Linked DNA regions of Homo sapiens: regions 1, 2, 3, 4 and 6 are each linked to region 5. A link is an interaction called in ENCODE POLR2A ChIA-PET data of the cell type or tissue named here. Cell type or tissue: MCF 10A. All regions are shown on one strand.

Region 1 (4,000 bases), 570 kb after region 5:
TCCATCTCCACCAAAACAAGCCAAGCCTTTCCCTTTCCCACGTTCCTGGGTCGAGAAGCAGGTGTGGTCCTTTGCAGCAAGTTGACATCAACGAAAAACACATTCCTTGGCCCTTCGATTCCTATTGACACACGCAGTTTCTGAGGCTGAGTTACACCTGACCTCTGGGTCAGTCCCTGTTTACTCATCCGCACAACCCACTCATTTATCAGATAATGACCCAGCCCTTGGATGTGACTCCTGCTCGGCCCCAGGAGGAGTGGGCAGTGTGTCAGGGAGACCTCCCTCAAGGGGCTCGCAGGCTGCCCCGCACTGGCGATGGCACCCAGGAGGACCTTTGCATGGTATCTACTCATATAAAACATGCCCCTCCTGACCCCCGCCTCCTCTTCATTTATTTCCTTGCATTTATTCATTCATTCAAAGGATAGATATTGGGTTCCCCTGGTGCCAGGCTCCACAAAAACTTTTCAGGGGAGCGAGGTCCAGTGGCTCACACCTGTAATCCCAGTGACACTAGAGGCTGAGGCAGAGGAATCCCTTGAGTCCAGGAGTTCAAGACCAACCTGGGCAATATAGTGAGACCCCACGTCTACAAAAAAAAAAATTGAGACAGGGTCTTACTCTGTTGCCAGGCTGGAATGCAGTGGTACGATCTCAGCTCATTGCAGACTCAATCTCCTGGGCTCAAGTGATCCTCCCACCTCAGCCTCCACAGTGGCTGGCACTGCAGGTTCACACTACCACGTCCAGCTAATTGTTGTATTAAAACAATTTTTTTAAATTAGCCAAGCATGGTGATGCACACCTGTAGTCTTAGTTACTCAGGAGGCTGAAGCAGGAGGATCACTTAAGTCCAGAAGTTTGAGGCTGCAGTGAGCTATGATTGTGCCACTGCACTCCAGCCTGAGCGACAGAGCAAGACTCTGACTCTAAAATAAATAAATAAATCAGAATAGAAAAGTGTGGAGGATGTAATGGTGAACCAAAGCTGGCATGATTCCATCTCCCACATAACTTACCTTTCAGTAAGAGAAGACATCAGAAGCAAGCAAGCGAATAAATAAGCCAGATAGGTTCTGTGAATAAGAAGGGCCTCGGAGAACATCAAGACTGGGAGAGGGGCTTAGTCCTCTCTGAGGAAGGGACGCAGGCCTTAGGGATGAAGGGCAAGCACATTTCAAGCTCGGTCCCCTGAGGAGGGGAGCCCAAAAGGAAGCCGTGATGGGGGGTTCGAGCTGCCGGTGTGAAATGGAAGGCTCAGCCAGACGAGGCATGTCCTCGCTCATCAGACACAGGCACGCTCTGGCCCAGAGCAGGATGGCCTCGGGCCTGGCCTCCACCCATGGGGCTTCCTCCTCTGAGGCAGAGAACTTTGAAAAGAAGTCACCCACGTGGCTTGCTTCTAACTCTCCCAGAAAGGCAGCAAATGTGGCTTGTTATACTAGGGAGAGAGGCCGTCTCGGTGAGGACACTCTGGTGGCTCACGATTGGCCTGATTTCCTCAGATGACGCTGGATGGTCAGAGGCCGCTGACCCTCCAGTCCCTGTCCCCTAGGGACCCCGGCCAGCGTCAGTGGCCGGTCAGCTCCTGCCAACGCCTCCTGGAAACTGCACCGTTGCCCCACTCGTGGGTAAGACCCCATGTAGTCCTTGAGCTCTTTTTCTCAGGAGGGGCTGATGCATGCACGGCCAGGGCCCTGGGCCTGGCTGCCCAGCTCATCCTCGCTTCCAGAAACTCCCCTTCTCCCTGCTGCATGGGACTGGTGCCAGGCTGCATCGTGGTTTGGCTTGGGAGCAGCGTGCCTCCCTCCTGAACGTCGCAGCTCCGTGTGCTTCCCGAGGTGACGAATGACCTTGATTCACATTGGTGAAGTAATGGCTTTCCTCCTCAACCTTCTCATCCATTAGTCACGTTGCAACACGGCCCTGCATGGCACAGAATGCATTCCCAGGAGCCAGCTCAGGGAATTGCAAACACCTGCCAGGCTCGGCTTACCAAACTCACAGTCACACAGTCAGCCCAGGTGCCCGGAACTGCCTTGGCCCGCTGCCACCAAAGGCCCCACAGCAGGGACTTGGGAAAGTCTGAGAGCAAAGGCCAAGGACTGGAGCTTAGGTCCAGGTCTCCCCTTGCTCCGTAACTTTGGGCAAATGACTTAACCTCTCTTAGCTTCTGCATCTATACATCGCCAATAACGCTACGAGCACTGGGGAAAAGCAAATGAGAAAGTGGCTGCAGAAGTATTTTGTAAGCTGTTATAAAGCACCAGACAAATGACAGTGGTTCAGTCCCATGGAAAAACTGGTCACAATGGGTGACCGCTGGGTCATTACCCAAGGAGTTTTTTGTTTGTTTGTTTGTTTGTTTGTTTGTTTCTTGAGACAGGGTCTTGCTCTGTCACCCAGGCTGGAGTGCAGTGGCACAATCACGGTTCACTGAAGCCTCAACCTCCTGGGCTCAGGTGATCCTCCCACCTCAGCCTCCTGAGGAGCTGGGACTGCAGGTGCATACCACCACACCTGGCTAATAATTTTATTTTTTGTACTTGATCTTAGCTAAAAGGCTGAGAAGTGATATAATTTTATCTTTTGTAGAGATGGGGTCTTACTGTGCTGCCCAGGCTGGTCTCAAATGGCTGGGCTCAAGGGATCCTCCTGCCTCAACCTTCCAAAGTGCTGGGATCACAGGCATAAGTCACCAAGCCCAGACACCTAAAGATGGCTCATTTCTATGAGGAATAGAAATGATGTCCCTGAATCCATTTCTGGGACATGGAAAGACATAACACAATGTTTCTAGTACAGGTTGAATATGCTTCTCATTTAAATACCTAGGGGGCTAGGCACAGTGGCTCATGCCTGTAATCCCAGCAATTTGGGAGGCCCAGGCAGGAGGATCACTTGGGGCCAGGAGTTCAAGACCAGCCTGGGCAACAGGGCAAAACCCTGTCTCTACTAAAAATACAAAAATTAGCCGGGCGTAGTGGCGCATATCTGTAATCCCAGCTACTCAGGTGGTTGAGGCACAAGAATCACTTGAACCCAGGAGATGGCGGTTGCAGTGAGTCGAGATCACACCACTGCACTCCAGCCTGGGTAACGGTGCAAGACTCCATCTCAAAAAATAATAAACAGCTTGGGAATCACAGTGTTTTGGAGTTTGCATTTTTTTGGATTTTGGAATATTTGCATAATATGCTTATCAGTTGAGCATCCCAAATCCAAAAATCCAAAATCCGTAATGCTCCAATGAACATTTCCTCTGAACATCAGGCTGATGCTCAAAAAGTTTCAATTTCTGGAGGATTTCGGGTTTTTGGTTTGGAATGCTCAACCTATATATCAGTAACTAAACTTCCTGTGTAAAATCTGAGAAACAAACCCCATGCCACATTGCAAAGCATTGTAATAAGATGCCAAGAAATATCTATAGGTGTATGTATAGTACAACCTCTGCCCCAAAATCATTGCTTGGAGACTTGGGATTGGAACCTACATTGCATTAATGGCTATTATTTGAGCCTGCAATGAGATACAGTAGGTGGGTTCAACAGTGGACTCAGATGCCTGTAATCCCAGCTACTCGGGAGGCTGAGGCAGGAGAATCGCTTGAACCCAAGAGGCGGAGGTTGCCGTGAGCTGAGATCGTGCTACTGCACTCCAGCCTGGGTGACAGAGTGAGACTCTGTCTTAAAAAAACAAAAACAAAAACAGTGGGCACCATCTTCCCAAGAAATCCTGAATTATGTATCACCTCCCCTAGCATCCAGAATCACACACGGCCCCACAACCCACAAGGTCCTCCCTACAGGACCACACCCCTGCTCACCACCCTCACATCCTCTCTTGCTACCATCCAAGAGCAGCGTCCTCCCCCAAGCTTTGGACAGGCCACCCTCATTCCCCTCTCAGGGCTTTTCCGCAGTTGTTTCCTCCCGCTGGAATGCTGGTCCTCTGGTCTGGGTCCTTCTGCCCTTTGCGGAGCTGCTCGTGCAGA
Region 2 (4,000 bases), 230 kb after region 5:
AGAGTGGTTTTATAAAACCGGTGTCCACGTGAAGGCAGCCATCCAGTTGGTGGAGAAATTTTCCCCACATAAATTAGATTACTCCAAGTCTAGATGGTTCCTAGCCCCTAGTCCTTCTCGCTGAAGACGGTACAAGGAGGGTGGCAAGGCAGAGGTCTGGAGGGAGAAGAGTAAAAAGCTCCTTGTTTGCGTTAAAACAAACAAACCCCAAGATATGCCAGTTGTTTCAGAAGGTGAATTCCTACTTCAGGTAGTCCTTAAGAGTCACCAGAAATCCAGGAGCGAAACTGCACTGAGATTCCATTAACTGTGAAAAAAAATAACAAAATAAACGGGCCACACAAAAAGAAGAAAACCGGCCTGCCCAACGAGGGCTGCGGAGTGCAGCCAGAGTCCCTTGTACCAGTAGATCATATTGTGTCCATTTAATAATAATAAGAAGGGGCACCCTCCGCGGAGGCTTCACCCAAGGAGTCCTGTCCCACCCGCAGGCTCGGGCGCCCGCCTGCAGACCTCGGACGCCGGCCAGCGTCTTGTCGTGCAAGGCCGTCCACAGCCAGCATGGCCTTAATGAGCCCATTTCAATTGAAATGAGATCAATACTACTCATTTTTCTCTTGCTGGCTCCCGAGTGATTCATGAATCTGAAAACTAGTTCATGAATCAGAGCAGGGTGGGGTGGAGGGGCTGGGGCGGAGGCAGGCAGGGGAACATTTGTGCAGTCGGCAAACCTCGATTCCTTTAATGAACCTAGCCATGAGTTGCATAACGCTGGCCTGCCTGCTAGTTTAAAACAGTCTTTTCGGAAGCAGCTTTCAGCTTGACTTATTCACCTATTTTCCTCCTGGAAAGGGGAAGAATGACACTGGGTACTGATTGTGTGTCTGTCTGTCTCAGGGAATACTTTTTTGCTCTTCGTGTGTGGAACCGTAGGGGCTTCCCTGGACAAGAACGTGTGTCCATGTGTGTGTGCATACATGTATAATGGTCTTTGTGTGCACATCCTCTGTGTGTGTGTGTGTGTGTGTGTGTGTGTGTGTGTGTGTATGAGTGAGCAATGTGTGACCGGCCTCGGGCCCTTTAAACCTGAACAGGAGCCAAGTTCATTTCTCAGCGGAGCTTCATAAGGAAGCACGAGCTGGGGCAGTTGGAAACCACATCCCTGTGAGTGCTGATTACAGCCTACTAAGGAAAATGAGATTTTTATCTCACAGGAATTCAGTTATAAAAATAAAATACAGCGTCTGGCTTGATTCAGCTAAATGTACAAGCACTAGGGTGTTTTTAATTTAACAGAGAAGCTGGACAAGAAGAATGACCTAAAACATTGCATTTAAAGAAAGTCAGAGGCGAGGGGGAGGCTACAGGAAGTGAGTGGGAGTAGAGATGTGTGTGTGAGAGAGAGAGAGAGAGAGAAATGGAGGGAGAGGGAGGGAGGAAGGGAGGAGGGAGGTGGAGAGAGAGAGAAAAAAACCACCCTGCTGGCAAATGAATGCAGCAGGGATGATGTCATTGGAACAGTTGGAGGAGAGAGGAGAAAAACAACTCGGAGCTGTGCTAATCCTGTTTGCTGCCCTGAAGGGAATGGAAGGCGGCCAAGGCAGGGAGTTCTGGGAAACCATATAAGGGTGCCAAACAAGCATTGCCGCCAACATTAGGAACTGACAGCTTTGTTCTTTGTAACTTGGCTGCCCGCCAGAGGCCTCATTTCAGCTCTGCGGCATGATTACCCTGGACGGCCGCCAGCCCCGCGCTGAGAGCTCCTTTTCTTCTCTCCGAGCTTTTTTTTTTTTTCCTCTTTCCCTCTGCCAAACATGCAGCAGTTACCATGGCAGTGGAAAGTAAAGTTTTAAAAAAACACAACAAAGTAGAGAGGCACGCCTTTATCCAGATGTGCCACATGAGCAGATAGAAAAGGCAGTTCACCTATTCATCGGGGCCTTTGACTGCAGAAGAAAACACTGGGGCACTGGCTGTCAAGTTCGGGAGGGAGGTGACTCCAGGATAAACAGAGCAGCGAGCAGCCCTGGCTGCAGACAGAGAGGGGCTGGCTCCCAGGCCCTATTTTCCTTCCCTCTCTCTCTCCCTTCCTGGGGCATTGTGGAGTGCGTAATGTGAAACGGAAAATGTCATGATTTCCACTGGGAACGTGTCCACGGTTTTGAGAAAGCTCCAGAAACTCAGGTCCATAAAGCACTGAGGGGAGGAGGAAGGGAGGGAGGAGAATGGGCGGTCACAGTGCCCTCTGGTCACCAAGGTGAACCCAGCGAGCAGGAGCCAGTACGTGGCTGTGGCCCAAGCCTCTGCCTGCTGCTGGAGCATGGCCAGGCCGTCGTCGTAGGGTTGCAGGCTGTTCGGGGGTCCTGGGTCCCACGGAGCCCTGGGACCTGAGGGACAGGGATGTTCCCTTTTCCCCCTTGGAGGTGTAGCCAGTAGTTTGGCTTTACAGGGGGACTCTGTGAAGAGTCCAGTTCCCTATTTTTAATCAGGTTCATTTTTCACCTGCTTAGAAAGTGGAACATCTCCTGAAAGGTGACAAGTCGTGATCAAAGGCAAGTCTCCAGGCAGAGAGTTGGCAGGTTTCCGAAGCAAAGGTTACTTAGAAGTGGAGGCTCCACTGCCAGCTTCCCCCCGCTGCAAAATCTGACACTCCTCACCCTCAGGGTTCAGCAAGATTCTCGGAAAGGCCTTTTCTGATTCTAGGAGGTGCTGCAGCAGGAGCTGACTCGGCCATTTCCTGGCCTCTTTAGTTGGAAGATGACAGAAAGGCGGAAGCAGGGACTGCTATTGTGAGGCCCATGGCAGCCTTCCTGTAAAACAAATTGGCAAATTGTCACCTTCAGATGGACCACAGCTGGCCCTCTGAACAGCCCTCCTTGGCCTTTCCAGAGTGTACATGATTGTGTCCCATGTCCAGGGAGAGGACAGAGCCACCAGGAGGGTCAAGGTCGTGGAGGGAAACATGGGTGAGTAAGAGATGGACCCCAGAAATCCCTCCTCATGCTCCTCCCTGCTGTTATCACAGGCCTTGGCTGCCTTTCTCAGGAGGCATTCCCAGCTCAGAGTTGGGTATGCACTAAGTTAAAGCAAAGAGGGCCCTACTGGAGTGAGGGCAAGGGGACTTGGTTGACCTCCTTTGGGGATGTTGCGAAGCAGACCCATTCCCGCCCTTGCTGGCTGGAATGCCCAGTCCTTCCCTGCCTCCCCGGGCCCCACACACCCTGGCTGACACCTGTGCTGAGGACATGGCCGAGGAGAGCTGAAAGGAGCAGAGGAGGGGAGAAACGTGTACCAGTTCCCATACAAACAGGACCCACAGGCTTGGGGTCCCCAGAGGTTGGCAGAGCCAGGGGATACTGGGAGCTGGAGGCCAGACAGGGGCACACTTTTGCCTCAGGTTGTTGAGGCAGTACAAATAAAAACTTGTTGCTGGGCAGAATTGATCCAAAAACGAACTTCAGTTTCTTCAGAAGAGGCTCAGGTTTGGAAGTAGAACTTGATATGGCGGTTGTCCCCTTTCCTTAACCTGCGACTCAAAACCAAGGGCAAGTGGATCTCTCACATCAGACACAGGAGCAGCCTCCTAGAGTCTGCTGGAGCAGCTACCCAGAGTGAGAGAGGGCTACTGACTTTGGAGCTGATGCTCAGGTCAGGGCCTGGTTGAGCCACATCCCCGTCCTTCATTCCCAGCCCCTGGTGACCTTCTAGAAGCAACACTGAGTTCGGCGGCTTGGTGTCCACTGGGGCACAGCATGTCTGAGCCTAACCCAACAGCCTCTCATTGGCTTAGCTTGTCTTCCCAGGTACTGCCTGGAAAAGCAGCCTCTGGCGGGGATGTCTGGGCCTGCCCTTCCTTCCTATCTCGACCTGGGTGGAAATCCGACTCCCTGGGCCTTGTTTTCAGAGTTCCAGTGTTCTCTCTCATAGCCTGTAAGTGGAGAAGGGCAAGCTGAAGAAGGAACAGGCTGTTTTCTCAGGGGGAAGCGGGGCAGCTCGTGTA
Region 3 (4,000 bases), 580 kb after region 5:
TCTGACTACAGCAGCTCAGATGACTTTGTTCTTAGTGTTACATTTTAACTGACAAAGTTTAACAACAACTATGACTTACGGCCTTCTAAAATTGGCAGCAAAACAGGAAAAAACACAAGTGAAGCCACTCAGTACCATGCATGATTTCTGTTGTTTCTGAGCATGTGTGCATGTGTATATGTGTGTGTTATGTGTATGTGCATATGTGTATGTGTGTATGTGTGTAGGAATGTGTTGTGTGCTATGCGTGTATGTGTATGTTATGTGTGTGCTTGTGTGTTATGTGTATGAGTATGTGTGTATGTGTGTTATATGTGTATGTGTGTGTTGTGTGTATGTGTGTGTAGGTTATGTATGTGCTATGGTTGCATGTTATATGTTATGTGTGTGCATATGTGTTATGTGTGTATGAGTATGTGTGTTGTGTGTGTTGTATGTGTGTGTTGTGTGTGTGCATATGTGTTGTGTGTGTTGTGTTTGTGTGTTATGTGTGTGTGTATGGTGTGCGTTATGTGCATGTCTGTTACGTGTGGTGTGTATGTATGTTATGTGTGTGCTATGTGTGTATGTGTATGTTATGTGTGTGCTTGTGTGTTATGTGTGTATGAGTATGTGCATATGTGTGTCATATGTGTATGTGTGTGTTGTGTGTATGTGTGTTGTGTGTGTTCATGCATGTTGTGTTTGTTGTGTTTGTGTGTGCTATGTGTGCGTGTATGTGTGTGTTGTATGTATGTGTGTTATGTGCATGTGTGTTATGTGTGATGTATGTGTGTGTTTTCTAATGGTAGAAATATATTCCAGACACACTGTCCTGGTGTTCCCAAGCACATATTTATGCCAAGTTTATAAAAAGCAGCTGCAGACAGGACTGACTGAAGGCTCACTCTGCTGTCTGGCTTCCAGAAGGTGCATCGGTTCTCACTCTGTCACCAGGACTTGGATTTACCTTTTAAAACCCTCTAACTTTCTGCATCGTGCACCTGAAGGAGACACACCTGTGGCTCAGAGTGAACCAGAACAATGTCCACCTCTTCCCTTCTAAGCTTTCATAGTACACTTTTTATTTGAAACGTGCTTGAATGACGTGTGTTGTGATCATTTTTAGTCCATCAAAGTCCTCAAACAGATACAAAAAGGAAAGTGTTCCAAGGCTCATTTCACAAATATCTGGGTGTCTCAGAGAGGCAGAGTGACTCAAGCACAATCAGCGGTTTTCTGAATCCTTTAGAACATAGGGCAGAGGCCTCTGTGGGTCAGTTGAGGCCAAACTGTCTCTTCATCCACTGGCTCTGGTTTCAGTAAGATGCCCTTTTCCATCAGCCTAAGCCTCTCAGTCCTTCCCCACATACTCCCTGTGGTCTCTCCCACCCCGACCAGTGAGAAGCTCCAGCCTCTACTTTACCTGCCTTTGGTTCGTCCCCCACCCCAACACCCTGAGAAATCCGAGTGGCTGTCATCTCCTGTGCCCAAATCCACACACTCATCTGCCAGTTTTCTCACTGACCTGGGATAGGGACTCCACTTACTTCCCTCCTCCACCATGGGCTTAATAAAGACAATAATAACCTGCTTTGTAGCTCTCCTGGGGGTGACTAATTGGTTAATCTTGGGAAGGCCCTTTGAAGATGAGAAGCCGGTATTACTCACGGGGTTGAAGGCATGCACCTGCCCCAGTCTGGGCCTGAGTCAGCAGAGAATGGCCTCCCACCTGCAAGCAGGCTGGGAGAGCTGGCCGGGGCCTCTGCTCAAGGTCAAGGTTGGCCAACAGAGGGGTGTGGAGCACACACCTGGCACCTGTGGGAGGAAACCAAGAGGCCTTGGCGGCCTGCGCTGGGTGAGCCTTTCCAACTCTGGGAACTGTGCCCCATCAGCATTTGCAAGGTGTAATAAGCCTTCCAGTAACTCTGCCAAGAGGGCAGCACATGTCAGGAATAGCAATCGAGACAGTATTTCCTGGTAATTGTTTGGGGAAAATGCTTTTCTCATAGCAAAGCCCTCCCATTTTCTCCTTCCTCTGGAGGAAGGGGAGCCAGGGGAGGTAAGTAGGGCATAGAGCTGTGGGGCCTGAGATTTAGGATGCAAGCTGTGGGCAGCGGGGCTCTCTTCTTAAACAGCTCATGGGTATCCTCAGCCTGTCTCCTACTCATCTCTCCAAGGAAAAGGAAGTGGCAGCAAGAACTGGGAACCACCTAAATAAATTAAAAATAGAACTACCACATGATCCAGCAATCTTCCTTTTGGTTATATACCCAAAAGAGAGAAAATCACCACCTAGGAGAGGTAGCTGCACTCCCGTGTTCACAACAGGCAAGATAGGGAAGCAACCTAGATGTCCATTATGGACAAATGAGTAAAGAAAATGTGTGCACTCAACAGGAATGGGGAAAGAAAGAATGAAGAAAGAGAGAAAGGAAGGAAAGAGAAGGGAAGGGAGGCAGGCAGGCAGGAAAAGAAAGAGAGAGAAAAAGAGAAAGAAAGAAGAAAGAAAGAAAGAAAGAAAAAGAAAGAAAGAAAAGAAAGAAAGAAAGAGGCTGGGTGCGGTGGCTTATGCCTGTAATCCCAGCACTTTGGGAGGCCGAGGTGGGCGGATCACCTGAGGTTGGGAGTTCGAGACCAGCCTGACCAATATGGAGAAACCCTGTCTCTACTAAAAATACAAAATTAGCCAGACATGGTGGTGCATGCCTGTAATTCCAGCTACTCAGGAAGGCTGAGGCAGGAGAATCGCTTGAACCCGGGAGGCGGAAGTTGCAGTGAGCCGAGATGGCACCATTGTACTCTAGCCTGGGCAACAAGAGCGAAAAAAAGAAAGAAAGAGAGAGAGAGAGAGAGAGAGAGAGAGAGGGAGAGGGAGAGGGAGAGAGAGAGAGAGAGAGAGAAAGAAAGAAAAGAAAGAAAAAGGAGGGAGGGAGGGAAGGAAGGAAGGAAAGAAGAAAGAAAGAAAGAAAGGGAAGGAAAGAAGGAAGGAAGGAAGAGGAAGGCAGGCAAGCAGGCAAGGAAAGCAAGGAAGAGTGGGTGTGGTGGCTCACACCTGCAATCCCAGCAGTTTGGGAGGTCTAGGCAGGCAGATCGCTTGAGGCCAGGAGTTCAAGACCATCCTGGGCAACATGGTGAAACCCCATTTCTACTAAAAATACAAAAAATAGCCAGGCGTGGTGGCGCATGCCTATAATCCCAGCTACTCGGGAGGCTGAGGTACAAGAATCTCTTGAACCCAGGAGGCAGAGGTTGCAGTGACCCAAGATTGTGCCATTGCACTCCAGCCTGGGTGACAGAGCAAGTCTCTGTCTCAAAAAAAAAAAAAAAGGAGATCCACAACAAGAATGAACATGGAGGGAGGATAGGAAGGGTATTATGCTGAGTGAAATAAGCCAGACACAGAAAGACAAATACTGCACAGCCTTGCTTACAGGTGGAATCTTTTTTTTAAAAAAAGCCAAATACACAGAGATGGAGAATAAGACAGTTGTTACCAGTATTGGGGGTGAGGCAGAGGAAATGGGGAGGTGAATGCGGAAGGACACAAAGCAGCAACTATGCAGGATGAACAAGTGGAAAGATCTGATGTACAATATGAAGACACACTTAGTTAACAGTGTACTGTATCCAACATCTTTGCTAAATGAGTAGATTATAGTTGATTGTAGCTGCTCTTACCACAGGGGAAAAATACGTACCTATGAGAGATGACGGCTATGTTCATTTGCTCCACTCTGGTAACTGTTTTACTATATGTACATGTACCTCATAACATCACATTGTATACCTTAAGTATACACAATAAATTTTGAAAAAAAAAAAAAAGGGGCTGGGCGCAGTAGCTCATGCCTGTAATCCCAGCACTTTGGGAGGCCAAGGTGGATGGACTGCTTGAGGTCAGGAGTTGGAGACCAGCCTGGCCAACATGGTAAAACCCCATCTCTACTAAAATACAAAAATTAGCTGGGCATGGTGGCGCACGCCTGTAATCCCAGCTACTCGGGAGGCTGAGGCAGGT
Region 4 (4,000 bases), 120 kb after region 5:
CTCCCTACACAAGGAAGGAAAGTTGAGCAGACTGACTGAGGACTGTACTTTATTAGTTGGAGTGAATTCCGGTATGCATTGGCACATCCATTTCTGTGCCCACATGGTAATGCCTCTTTGTGAGGCAGAGTGCAAAACCACTGGGAAAATTAAGAATCACACTCAGAACTGAAGTTCATACAGGGGAGAAGGAAACAGACATGCAGTAGGCAGCCTAGATGTGAGCCCTAGCAAGAGACTACTGATGGATTCCCCAAAGTGACTGCCTAAATGTAGTGTGTTTACTACAAAGCTTGTCACAGACAGCTAAAATGCAAATACAAATGAACTTTGATGTACTTCGTGGCAAGACTCCCAGCCCTTCGAGCAAATTCCTGAGTGAGGAAGCTGGTTCTGAAACATGCCTGGGAACTGCACACATGTGAACTTCCTGAGGCCTCTTCTCTTTAGCACTTAACAGGTAGCTGGATTTTAAACATTTGTCAGGCTGCTTTTATTCTGTCTACCTACCTCTCAATTATCTACCTATCTACCTATCCATCTATCTATCTTTGCATTATCAGACCAATTCATTATTCTTAACAATAGTTAAGAACATCAGTGTCTGTTCACTTTATGAACTGAGACACCAAGATAATAAGGAATCTGTCTTAAAACAAAGAAAATGTGTGGTTAAACGACAGTTAGAATTCAGGTTTCCCAAACTGCAGTTCTTTCTTTAGCCCACTGGTGGGCTACCTCCTATTTATATTTTCTTCATAGGTTCTTTTTTGCATACATGTAAATATCTATGCAGGAGATCACTGAGGGACCGTAGCTTCTCTTCATTCACCTGGCATGTGACCTGAGGCAGGTCAGCTGGACACCCTAGGCCAGTTTTTCTTGAGTGGAGGAGACGGTGCTGGCCTTGATGTCATTTCTGTTCTGACCTCTCGTGGTGGGTGGGGGTGATGGGAATACACAGGAATTTGACAAACCCAAGCCCAACATTCTTCTGACCCACATGGGATTACAAAACAATGCGGAAAAACTACCAGTAAATGCCTGCCCATTATTTGGGGGCATTGTGCCATCCAAATAAAGTCAGGAGGTTAAATGGCTACCAGAGCATCACATCATCGAGAACATCGTGTCTGCTTGGTTTGGGCTCAATCCCAGATTAGGAGACTCTAAACCACGGTCTATACTTAGTTTAAATTAGCCAGGGCAAAACATCTGTATCAGCATTAATATAAGCCCAACTTCAATGTCTCAGGGCTTATGGAAAATATTTGCATTTTTCTTTCCTCAAGAGACTGCCTTATTTCATATATGTATGTGTGTGTATGTGTGTTTATATATAATTTTATATGTATATGTGTGTATGTATATATACACGTATATGTGTAAATATACGTATATATACACGTATACACATACATATACGTGTATACGTGTATATATACATATATACATATATGCATACATATATATATACGGGCAAAGACTTAATATACTATCCACAGGCTATTCAGATTGTTCAAGAGGCTCTCAGTTGAAGAAGCAAACAGACAAACAAAACGGTTTCATACACAGGCAGGCATTTGGCTGAGTAGGTCGGCAGGATATGGAAACTTGCTTTGAGGTGTTTTTGGATTCTCACCTAGAATTCTACTACTTAATGGCTGTGTGGCTTCTTTGCAGGCTATATACTGAATTCATAAAGGATGTTATGAGAGTAAATTCAAAGAATTCTGATGTTTTGAAATTTGTTGTGACTTGGTTAACTATGGTGAAATGTTACATTCGTGTTACATTATGGCTTTTGTTTATACGGGTCTGATTATGGGATAACTTAATAAAGTTGTAAAAAACTCTATGTTTTTCAAAAATTCTGTGTTTTTCTTATGTGAAGAATTTGTTTCAACTATTCTTCAAACACCAGAAAAGGAGTCACCGTATACTTTACTTTTCATATAAAGATTACTCAATATATTTTAAAATGGGTGTTCCAGAATTAGACTTCCAGATTCCTTGAATTGAGAGTGTGGAAAAGGATAGGCAGCTCCTGTAATAGGAGACATTCTTTTAAAAGCCTGGAATGCTGAAACCCTCTTAGACTGAAAACATGTCAGGACATGCCTTTTTGGGATACTGTCAAACGGTTTAGGCTCAGAATTCCACATTCCGTACTTTTGAAGTTGTTTTCTGTTGGCAAATGACCTCTTGATTATTTTCATGTGGTGAGTATTCAGGCCAACCTTTTTGGTTCCAAGTGATTTAAAAACACACACACACACACACACATAAAAACAAACCACTCTGAAGTGTCCATATTTTAGCATAAAGTTAGGAATTATGCGAGTGCTGGGTGTATCACGGTCAATTCTGTGAGCCTCGTCACAGTTTATAGCCGAAGTCAGAGGCTTCAAAATCAGACACACATTGACCTGGAATGCTTTATTCTGCAGTGCTCATTCTTGATTCTCAGAAGTATCGCTCCTGTGAAAAACTTATCACCATTAGGGAGCTGTCATTTCCCTGGTAAAATTAAACAGCAATTTCATTCACCTTTGCTTCTTTTTGGATGAAGGCTGGCAATGGTTTAAGGAACAAATAAATGAATGAATAAATGAGTGGAGTTCCCTCCTCCTGACTCAGAAAGGTGCTATTTCCCCTCACGCAGGAGATACAACTTCCATGCAAGCCAGTTCTCCTACTACATAGAGCCCTTCTGTTTTTAGGAAGTTCTGATTCATGGATTGGAGAATTGAACTAAATTAGTATACTGTACAGCATGGGCCTGGTTAAATTAAACATAAATGCTCTGCCCCCTGCCACCCACCTCACTGTGACCACGGAGAGTTCATTTAACAGGCGCCACTGTCTGTGAGACCCAAACAAAGGTAGCTGACTTCAAACCCTGTCTACATTTGCCTTATTATAGACCATGTGTTAGTAGATGTTGTAATATTTTTTATGAACCAGTAGGATTCTCAGAATGCTTCAAAACAGGCATGATATTGGGTGATGATTTTATTTTAAGTCTCATCTCGATTTAATTTTGTGAGAATTTTTTAAAATTGTCTGTTTTATTGAGAAATTGCTCAGAGATCATATACAATGAGAAACTCGGCTAGAAGAAGATAAACAAAACAAGTATAACAGAGACAACGTTCTTTTAAAACATTTCATTTTGCAGACCAATAATAAAACTTGTAAATCTTTTAAAAATACTTTTCTTATGGTGTATAAATTCTGATATTTTACTTGAAGCTAATAAAGCCACCATAGAGAAGAAAGTTAATTTTTTCTTCTTTAAGCTTTCCATAGGTAGTATAATTTAAATAATTCTGTGGTACAGTTTCAACACCTCAGATTGAGCACTTTTGTTTACGAAGTAAGAACAGTAATCCTCATGTAAAAAGGTGGTATTGCTACCCTAGACAGCAGATGGTGTTATTAAATACACAGGCAAAGTCTAAGGTCATAAGGAACTAACAATTAACCAGAAATACGATCTGTCACAGTCGTTTAATGGGTAACCTAACAGATATATACCGCTTGTATTCTTCTGAGTGGTGGGAGGTAAATAGTCAAGCTTCAGAGCAGTTGCACAATCGTTTAGAAATATTGTAATTATATTCTTATTTAAGCATTTAGGGAAACCAACAAGCGAGAAAGAAAGTGAAAATCAGTGTGATTTCCTCATAATACTGTGTCCTGTTAATCTGCTTTGAAAAATACTTTACAAATTCAGACAGCACAATTTCATAGCTATCCCTGAATCTAACTCGTCTCCCCAAACTAGGAATGTCAAAATTTTGAATTTTTTACTGCCAGTCTCAGTTGTTCTAAGATCTCTTTACATTATCATAGGTATAATTTTTGCCCCTGAAGTTTTCGTCGTGTGAAGGTAAAAAATTGGAGCATACACAACAGCAAATGGAAGCAGGGTGGCAGGAGACAGCTGGGAAACTGTAGTGGGGAGGAGAGGCAGTCAGCTGGTGGGGTGGACCGT
Region 5 (4,000 bases):
TGTACAGATACTCAACTGTCAGTGAACATGCAAGTAATCTTAGACAATATGTGAAGGGTGAATGCTGCTGTGTGCCAATAAACTTTATTTACAAACACAGGTGGCCAGCTGGATCTGGCTCACTGGTTGTAGTTTGCCAACCCTGCTCTAAACAATGCATAATTTTCCATTGAAGCATACATTTTACCCTACAGATGCAACAATAAGATGTTGTTACGGGCTGAATTGTGGCTCCCCAAAATTCCTTTGTTAAAGTCCTAACCCCTAGTACCTCTGAATGTAACTGTAGTTGGACATAGGGACATTAAAAGGGTGATTAAGGTAAAATGAGGTCATGTTGGTGGGTCCTAACCCAATATGACCGATGTCCTTATAAGAAGAGAAAATTAGGACTGGGCACAGTGGCTCATTCCTGTAATCTCAGCACTTTGGGAGGCTGAGGCAGAAGGATCACTTGAGCTCAGGAGTTTGAGACCAGCCTGGGCAACATAGTGAGACCCCCATCTCAAAAAAAAAAAAAAAAAAAAGAAGAAGGAGAAGAAGAAGAAACAATGAAGAAAAGAGAAGGCAACTAGGACACAGATAGGCACAGAGGGAAGACCATGTGGTAACACAGAGAGAAGACGACCATCTATAAGCCAAGGAGAGGGGCCTCAGAAGAAACCAACCCTGCCAACACATTGGCCTTGGATCTTCAGCATCCACAACCGTGAGGCAATATAATAGCCCTAGCAAACGAATGCAGATGTCTTCCAGTTTTAAAAAGACAGCTACATAATCTTGGGTCAAGTGAACAGGATGCTATTTTTCCTTAAAATTGTTTTATTAGATGCAATATTTGCAAGATACATTTCAAAGGTGGAGATAGGAGGAAGGTTTTGATGTCAAACAAGTTTAGAAACTATAGCAAACTGTAGTTCCTTCTTAGAAATCCACTACATTCTCAGTATGTGTCATGCTCCTGAGATATCCTGCAATCAGGTCTGTTTAACCTTTGCGTAACCCTGACTTTCCCAAACTTTGAATGCCTTTTCAAAAAGAGATACAATTCTGATTAATAACACCATCATTCTTGGAACACACTTTGGAAACACTAGTATGAACAAAATATGAGGCAAATATTCTAAGGATATAAAGATGCCTGTGGACTGAGCCTTGAGAACTGTGGGATTCACAAGGCTGGAAGGGAATACACGCGTTCCAGGTAGGGGCGAAGGGAAGACTCCTGTGGCCCGTCATGTGGCGTCATGATGTGGAAAGCAAGGCACAGAGGGGCCACACTGCCCAGAGCCGAGTGCTTATGTTGCTGTGTGATAGGAAGGCTGGTCCTGAAGGAAGGATCAGTGCCCCCTTGTCAAAGAGAACCTGAGGCTTTCAGTATCCAGTTGTAGAATAAGGAGTGGAATTCGGAACATCTGGCCCTCGGTGTCTTCCTTTGGGGGCCCTGGTGATCACTTCCAGCAGAACTTTATCGCCCGCAATGGGTTCCTTCTATGAGGTCTGTCAATGGGGTAAAAGCCCGGATGGTGCGCCCAATGTCAGCCCGAAGCCACCAGATGGCGCGCGGAACCCGCAATGCACGTGCGCCAGCCTCGCGTTTGTCCCCGCACTGGCCCCAGGCCTTGGGAAATGTGTCTTTCCCCAGCCTTTTTACACTTTAGGAAGCTCTTCTTTAGAGAAGCATGTGAAACACCCCCCTGCACAACTGTGCTCCTCCTGCCCTTCCCCTCCTGGGGACACATCAGCAGCCCTTCCCTGGTTTGAAGAGTTTCCAAGCCGAGGAGTCTCTTGCATGTTTGTTCTACTGGAACTCGAAGCAGGAAGCACTGAGCTTCCATTTTGTAACCCACGATCCTGGTGAAGACAATCGTTAGGGAAAAAACATCTTAAGGATTGTGTGTTAGGGCAACCTCATTTCTGGCGTGAAAACAAGCCCCGCAAACACCCTGTTGTTACTCTGGTGTTCTGACTGCAAACACGGGGGGATGTAAGATTTTTACCTAATCCCAAACCTCGGCCCTGAAGAGTTAATGATGTTACTCATGCCACTGGGGCACAAAAGAAAGACTTGCATGTTCGGGTGGTTATGGCTTGCCCAGAGCGGTGGAATGAGCCATAAGGCTGAAGGCCAAGGGACTCGGGCCACCCATGCAGTGAAATAATCCCCCAGAAATGCGGTGCCGGGAGTGGAAATGAAAGTAAAGAGAACAGTCATTCCAGGGCATTGGCTAAACCTGACTAAACCTGACTGATCATCAAGCCTAAAGTTCTCTCGACTCCCAAAACTGCAAATCTCAGATTTTGGGAGGTACTGCGTAGAAACCAGGAAATGACAGAAATCAAGCAGTTGGAACACTGTTCTTGTCCAACTCTGGGTCTTAAGCTCTGTTCTCATTTTCAGTTCCAAAAGCAATGAATAATTAATAAGGTAGTTTTTGAATGGAAAGCACATTTCAATGGATGAGTGATGATTTCCGAAGGGCCTCTGACAGTTTCTGTTTATTTCCTTCCTTCTTTCTCTTTTTGAAATAAAACCGTGGAAGTGAAGACTGAAGCAATATTCAAATATACAACAGCCTGCATGTTTGACCCATCAGAAACTTGCACCAATAATGAAAAGCAGGATCTAATATCTACCTTGGCACCTGCTGTATGCCTCACACTCTGTTCCGTGTTTTTATGGAAGTGATGTCTCATTTAATCCTCACAGTCATGGCTTGGTAGTTGGCACTGGCCCAGGTTTTTAGATGAGGACTCTAGGCTCCTATGAGGTTAAGCAGCTCACCCAAAGTCACACAACTAGTAAACTTGAGAACTAGGAATTGGAACTAGGTATATCTGATTTCAAAGCCTCAGTTCCTCTTCCTTTGCCCATGCATTTCACAGACTCATGGGACCTCATGGAGTTAGAAGGGATCTGGGAGGGCATTTAGACGAATGCTCTAAATAATGCATGAATCTCTTTTCCAGCATTCTCTGTAAGTTGAAAGCTAAACAAGTGTGAATGTGCCTGAAATCAAAAGCTGAAGCTGAAAAAGAAGTCAGAGAAAGACTTCAGAATTCAGATAGAGGGCCTAAAATACATGTAATAGATTTTGTTCCTATTTTCTCTAAAAGTGGGACAGATGTATATATTTAAGTCTGTGAGAAGGCCAACAATGCACCTAAGGAATGAGTCCAGACTGTTGTTCTCTTAGCCCAGCTCAAACGGGAATAGTTGAAGAAAAATGACTAGGAAAAGAAGGCACGTGCTGGTATGGATGGGATGTCTCTGATATCCTGAAGATATGTGCACTGTAATTCAAAGAGATTCAGAGAAATGCCACTGTTTCAGCATACACATCCTCAGGTCCTGGAATGATAAGGCAAAAAGCTCTGCTCTCCCCCAATACTAGGGAAAGGTAACTAAGTGAGAGCAGGTGACCAGCCTCGGGCCACATAGCAAGGAGGTGGCAGAGCTAGAAATAGAACCAAGTGCTGAGTGTCTTGGTTGTGCCGTGGTGCTGCTCACCCTTGCTACCTCACACATCTTCCGTCATGACTGGCTCTGTGTGAATTTGGAAACTCAAAACCAGGTTTCAGTTTTCATTACATACTGGAAACTTGGCCTTGGATCACAAGAAGTTCACTATGGGGGCCGGGCATGGTGACTCACGCCTGTAATCACAGCACTTTGGGAGACCAAGGTGGGCGGATCATGAGGTCAAGAGATGGAAACCATCCTGGCCAACATGGTGAAACCCCGTCTCTACTAAAACTACAAAAATTAGCTGGGCGAGGTGGCACGCGCCTGTAGTCCCAGCTACTTGGGAGGCTGAGGCAACAGAATCGCTTGAACCCAGGAGGCAGAGGTTGCAGTGAGCCGAGATTGCGCCACTGTATTCCAGGCTGGCGACAGAGCCAAACAAAACAAAACCAAACAAAAAAAAATTCACTATGGTTTGTGAACCTTTCAAGCAAATGGAGCCAGGTTTCTGTCATGCGTCGACCCCCACCAATG
Region 6 (4,000 bases), 500 kb after region 5:
ATAGATATATATGTATATATATGTATATATAGGTATATATGTATATATAGGTATATATGTATATATAGAGATATATGTATATATAGGTATATATGTATATATAGAGATATATGTATATATAGGTATATATGTATATATAGAGATATATGTATATATAGGTATATATGTATATATAGAGATATATGTATATATAGGTATATATGTATATATAGAGATATATGTATATATAGGTATATGTATATATAGGTATACGTGTATATATAGGTATATGTGTATATATAGGTATATGTGTATATATAGGTATATGTGTATATATAGGTATATGTGTATATATAGGTATATATGTGTATATATAGGTATATGGGTATATATAGGTATATATATGTGTATATAGGTATATGGGTATATATAGGTATATATATATGTATATATGTATATATATACGCACACACATAGATATACACCATATATCTGTGTATTAATCCTGTTTATATATAAATCATATATATGTATATACTATGTGTGTATGTATACATATGCATATATACAAATATACACCTGCTCATATACATATACACGCAAAGGCATATTTATGTGCTGTTTTTTTGTTTTGTGTTGTTTTGAGACGGAGTCTTGCTTTATCGCCCAGGCTGGAGTGCAATGGCGCCATCTCGGCTCAGTTTTTAATAGCAAAACATTGGAAACTTCTTAAATGCCCATCAGTAGGTGACAGTTTAAATCACAGGTCTGCAAGTGGGCCAGTGGGCCAAAACCCAGTCTAGGACCTATTTTGTGAATAAAGTTTTATTGGAACATAGCCACACCTGGTCATTTACGTCTTTGACCAATTTGGAGCTACAATAACAGAGTTGAGTGTTTGCAGCAATGACCATCTGACCCACAAAACCAAAAATATTTACTATCTGGCCATTTACAGGAAAAGTTTGTCGACGCCTAGGTTAAATTATGCTTCCTCTAAATGAAGCTATTAAACGATCCTGTAAGTCTGTAATTATGGCTACGAAAAGCCCATGATCTCTTAAAAAGTAAGAAAATTAGTTGGAAAATGTTAACACAATCCCATTTTTATCAAAGCAAAATGTATTCACCTGAACGTGCATACAAAAATGTGCATTGAAAACTATGTATCTTTCCTCTAGAAAGTTATGGGAGAAGGAAGATAATAGACGGTGTTTTTTCTTCCTTATATTTTCTTTTTGTGTTTGATTTTTAAATAATGAGTACACCTTAAAGTTCTTTTTATTGGGAGAAACAGTTGCTCACTTCCTCCACTCCCTAATAGCTGGTGAAAGGTGTCAGCTTTAGGAAGGGCTGTGTCAGGGAAATATCTTGGCTTCTGGGGTGTTGGGGCAACAAAGGGCCAGGAAAGACAGCCCCTCAGAGGAACAGACCCCAGTGACATCCTTGGGTGGGCCCCCGCCTGAGCAGCAACTTCTTCCAGCTCTGTCTCCCACTACAGCCTCTGCCCTTGGCATGGTCCAGAGCTGCGATGGCGAAAACTCATCACCAAGCATTGCCTCCGCTGCACCCAACCCAGCAGAAAAAGAGTCCAGAGAACATCCTGGTCCTGAGTCAGCCCCTGGCTTCAACCCACAGGACACCACAGGGCGCCACGGGACATGGCACAGCGCCAGATGCCAGGGATCCGAGGAGACAGAGCATGATGTCCAAACATGAATGGCTTATTTTTAGCAAAGTCCAGCCCTCACATCCTGGCCCTGCTCCAGGGTGAGCAACAACATTCCCTCTGACTCAGCTCCGCAAGCTGACTCGGTTTCAGAGGAACAAGGTAGTCTCTCCTTGCTGACGTTAGCGGCAGGCAGTCCTCCCCTTCAGGAAAAATCTGTACAGCAGTTCTGATTCCTTCTGGGACTGTGTGCTGGCTGCTTCCAGAAGAAACATAACTATTCCCTTCACAGTCTGGGCTTCGGAACTGGGTGCAGAAACTTCCACACTCCATCTCCTGGACTCCCATCTTCTAACCTTCCCGTGTGATTTCCAAGGAAACCAGATGGCTGCCTTCTCCCCCCTCTTCCTCTTCCTCCTGCACAATGAGCCGAGAGACCCAACCCTGCAGCTCTGGCCTGAAACTGGGGCCTGTTTCTCGGGGGTTTCTGTCTCTTCAATCAGTCCCCACACTGTGTCCAGCAGACTAGAGCAATGAAGGGAGGAATCATTTTCTTCCAGTAACGACACTAGAACCTATGTTCTGCTGTAATGAATGATACAGGTTTGCCAGGAAGACGTGTCATCAATGCCAATAAAACAAGGCAGAGTACAGATACCTCCAGAGATCTTGCCAGAGAGGCTCACAGCCCCGATAGGTTTGTGTATGTTTTGGGGTGGGGGAACATGAGAGAATGAGAGATTATTTTCCTTCTGGACGTTCTCAACATGCCTGAAATAGCAAGGACACAGCTGTCCCTCCCCAGTTGTCCCTGTGTGATTGGAATTGCAGGAGTCAGTTGTCTCAAAGCAAAGAAAGTGCAGAGCCTGCACGTATCCAGATCTTCCGAAAGACGAGGCCCTGTTCTCCTGGCCTGGCGCCTGGGTTTCTCATTTGCTCCTAGGTCTCTGGTATTGTGCCGCCTGCATCCCAGGCAACGCCAGCAACCCAAGCCCCGCTGAACAAGTCAAGACCTCTCTGGATGAGGTCAGGAGCTGGAGCTTCCCCTTATTTTGTTAGGAAGCACCATGCGTCAGCCTTTATTCACACCCTATAAAGTTGTAGCCTTTAAGGTTAGTCTCTTCCACACCTATAATTCTCCACCAGAGCAATTTGCTGCAGAGAAAGAGCCCTCCAGCAGGCAGTACCTGTGAGTCACGGCTTCTTCCTGGCCCCCGCCCGCCCTAAAGGAGTGGCTACTAACAGGCACCTTTGATCCTCAGGCTGCTCTGGGAGTTGGAAGAGTCGCGGAGGCTCACCTGTAGTCATAAGGTCAAGAGACTTGCCATGAGAAATAGTAACAGTAGCACCGCCTGGATCCCACCCCCGGTCTTCTCCTTTGGGCCTCTGTTCTTCCTCTAGGGGTTGGATCTTTCAGCTCTGCCATCTGCCTTTCATATCATCAGTTCTATTTTTGTTTTGTTTTTGTTTTTGTTTTTGTTTTTGTTTTTGAGATGAAGTCTTGCTCTTTTGCCCAGGCTGGAGTGCAGTGGCGTGATCTCGGCTCACTGCAACCTCTGCCTCCCGGGTTCAAGCAATTCTCCTGCCTTAGCCTCCCAAGTAGTTGGGACTACAGGCACCGCCAGGCTAATTTTTGTATTTTTGGTAGAGATCGGGTTTCACCATGTTGTCCAGGCTGGTCTTGAACTCCTGACCTCAAGTGATCCACCCGCCTCAGCCTCCCAAAGTGCTGGGGTTACAGGCGTGAGCCACCACGCCCAGCTTAGTTCTATTTTTGAGTGAACAACACTCTCCATTGGCAGGGAAAGGTCACCTTGGTATGTGGCCTCGCTTACGGAGTAGAGTTTCTCCAGGGCCTCTCCCAGGGCTGTTCAAATGACCCAGCACAACCCTTCAAGTGACTTCCCCTTCTCTAAGACTCAGTTTCCTTATCTGTCCAATGGTGGAATTGGAGTAAATATTTGCTAAGTTTCCATCCAGCTCTAATGTACTAAAAATCTATGAAAATCTGGATTTTCCCATTTCCAGACAAGCCTGGTACTACTCAACCTTAATCTACAGCCACCAGATGAAACCCGCTGCAGAGCCAACCCTGACACCAGCACCATGAGCTTCAGTTCACAAGCACCATTCTCACTGGAGCCCCACCAGACCTCGATGATGTGGACAGTGCCAGTTACGTGGACAGGCTGAGATGGGCGGATCACTTGACGTCAGGGATTCGAGACCAGCATGGCCAACATGGTGAAACCCTGTCTCTGGAGATGAGAAACACTTTGCCACATGCCAAATAGCAGCACTAATAATGTAGCAGCCCTGGGGCCCGAGCCTGGCCTCCTGACTCCGAGCCTG

Evidence for each region. Peaks named below come from ENCODE experiments on the same cell type or tissue, not always from the same donor. Only the 100,000 strongest peaks of a DNase experiment are listed, where the experiment ranks them.
Region 1: POLR2A ChIA-PET joins it to region 5 with 12 read pairs; 15 of 35 experiments call an interaction of 5 or more read pairs at or near these places.
Region 2: POLR2A ChIA-PET joins it to region 5 with 10 read pairs; 12 of 35 experiments call an interaction of 5 or more read pairs at or near these places.
Region 3: POLR2A ChIA-PET joins it to region 5 with 16 read pairs; 15 of 35 experiments call an interaction of 5 or more read pairs at or near these places.
Region 4: POLR2A ChIA-PET joins it to region 5 with 10 read pairs; 27 of 35 experiments call an interaction of 5 or more read pairs at or near these places.
Region 6: POLR2A ChIA-PET joins it to region 5 with 13 read pairs; 5 of 35 experiments call an interaction of 5 or more read pairs at or near these places.

The regions. Positions count from the first base shown.
Region 1 is chr1:235,068,382-235,072,381 of GRCh38, forward strand. LINC01348 (long intergenic non-protein coding RNA 1348) reads right to left here and starts at 1,437. Exons shown (of 4, transcript NR_027454.2): 1 at 1,023-1,437; 2 at 1-121. In MCF 10A, no CTCF peak of the experiment used is centred here; DNase peaks (open chromatin) are centred at 40, 1,400 and 1,930.
Region 2 is chr1:234,722,713-234,726,712 of GRCh38, forward strand. LINC01132 (long intergenic non-protein coding RNA 1132) reads left to right here and starts at 1,330. Exons shown (of 3, transcript NR_038856.1): 1 at 1,330-1,370; 2 at 2,511-2,966. RefSeq lists enhancers at 547-1,109, 1,674-2,236, 2,237-2,800, 3,364-3,927. In MCF 10A, no CTCF peak of the experiment used is centred here; DNase peaks (open chromatin) are centred at 749, 1,029, 1,619 and 2,659.
Region 3 is chr1:235,077,991-235,081,990 of GRCh38, forward strand. No RefSeq gene overlaps it. Among named protein-coding and RNA genes, the nearest start is that of LINC01348, 10 kb to the left of the region's middle. In MCF 10A, no CTCF peak of the experiment used is centred here; DNase peaks (open chromatin) are centred at 1,231 and 1,751.
Region 4 is chr1:234,616,478-234,620,477 of GRCh38, forward strand. No RefSeq gene overlaps it. Among named protein-coding and RNA genes, the nearest start is that of IRF2BP2, 8.3 kb to the left of the region's middle. RefSeq lists an enhancer at 206-706. In MCF 10A, a CTCF peak has its summit at 832; DNase peaks (open chromatin) are centred at 1,014 and 2,114.
Region 5 is chr1:234,497,690-234,501,689 of GRCh38, forward strand. No RefSeq gene overlaps it. Among named protein-coding and RNA genes, the nearest start is that of TARBP1, 21 kb to the left of the region's middle. RefSeq lists enhancers at 1,434-1,728, 1,723-1,772, 1,813-1,862, 2,273-2,362. In MCF 10A, a CTCF peak has its summit at 1,558 (motif pointing right); DNase peaks (open chromatin) are centred at 1,602, 2,732, 3,582, 3,972 and 1 weaker place.
Region 6 is chr1:234,995,763-234,999,762 of GRCh38, forward strand. No RefSeq gene overlaps it. Among named protein-coding and RNA genes, the nearest start is that of LINC03108, 17 kb to the left of the region's middle. RefSeq lists an enhancer at 2,175-3,374. In MCF 10A, no CTCF peak of the experiment used is centred here; DNase peaks (open chromatin) are centred at 1,629 and 2,719.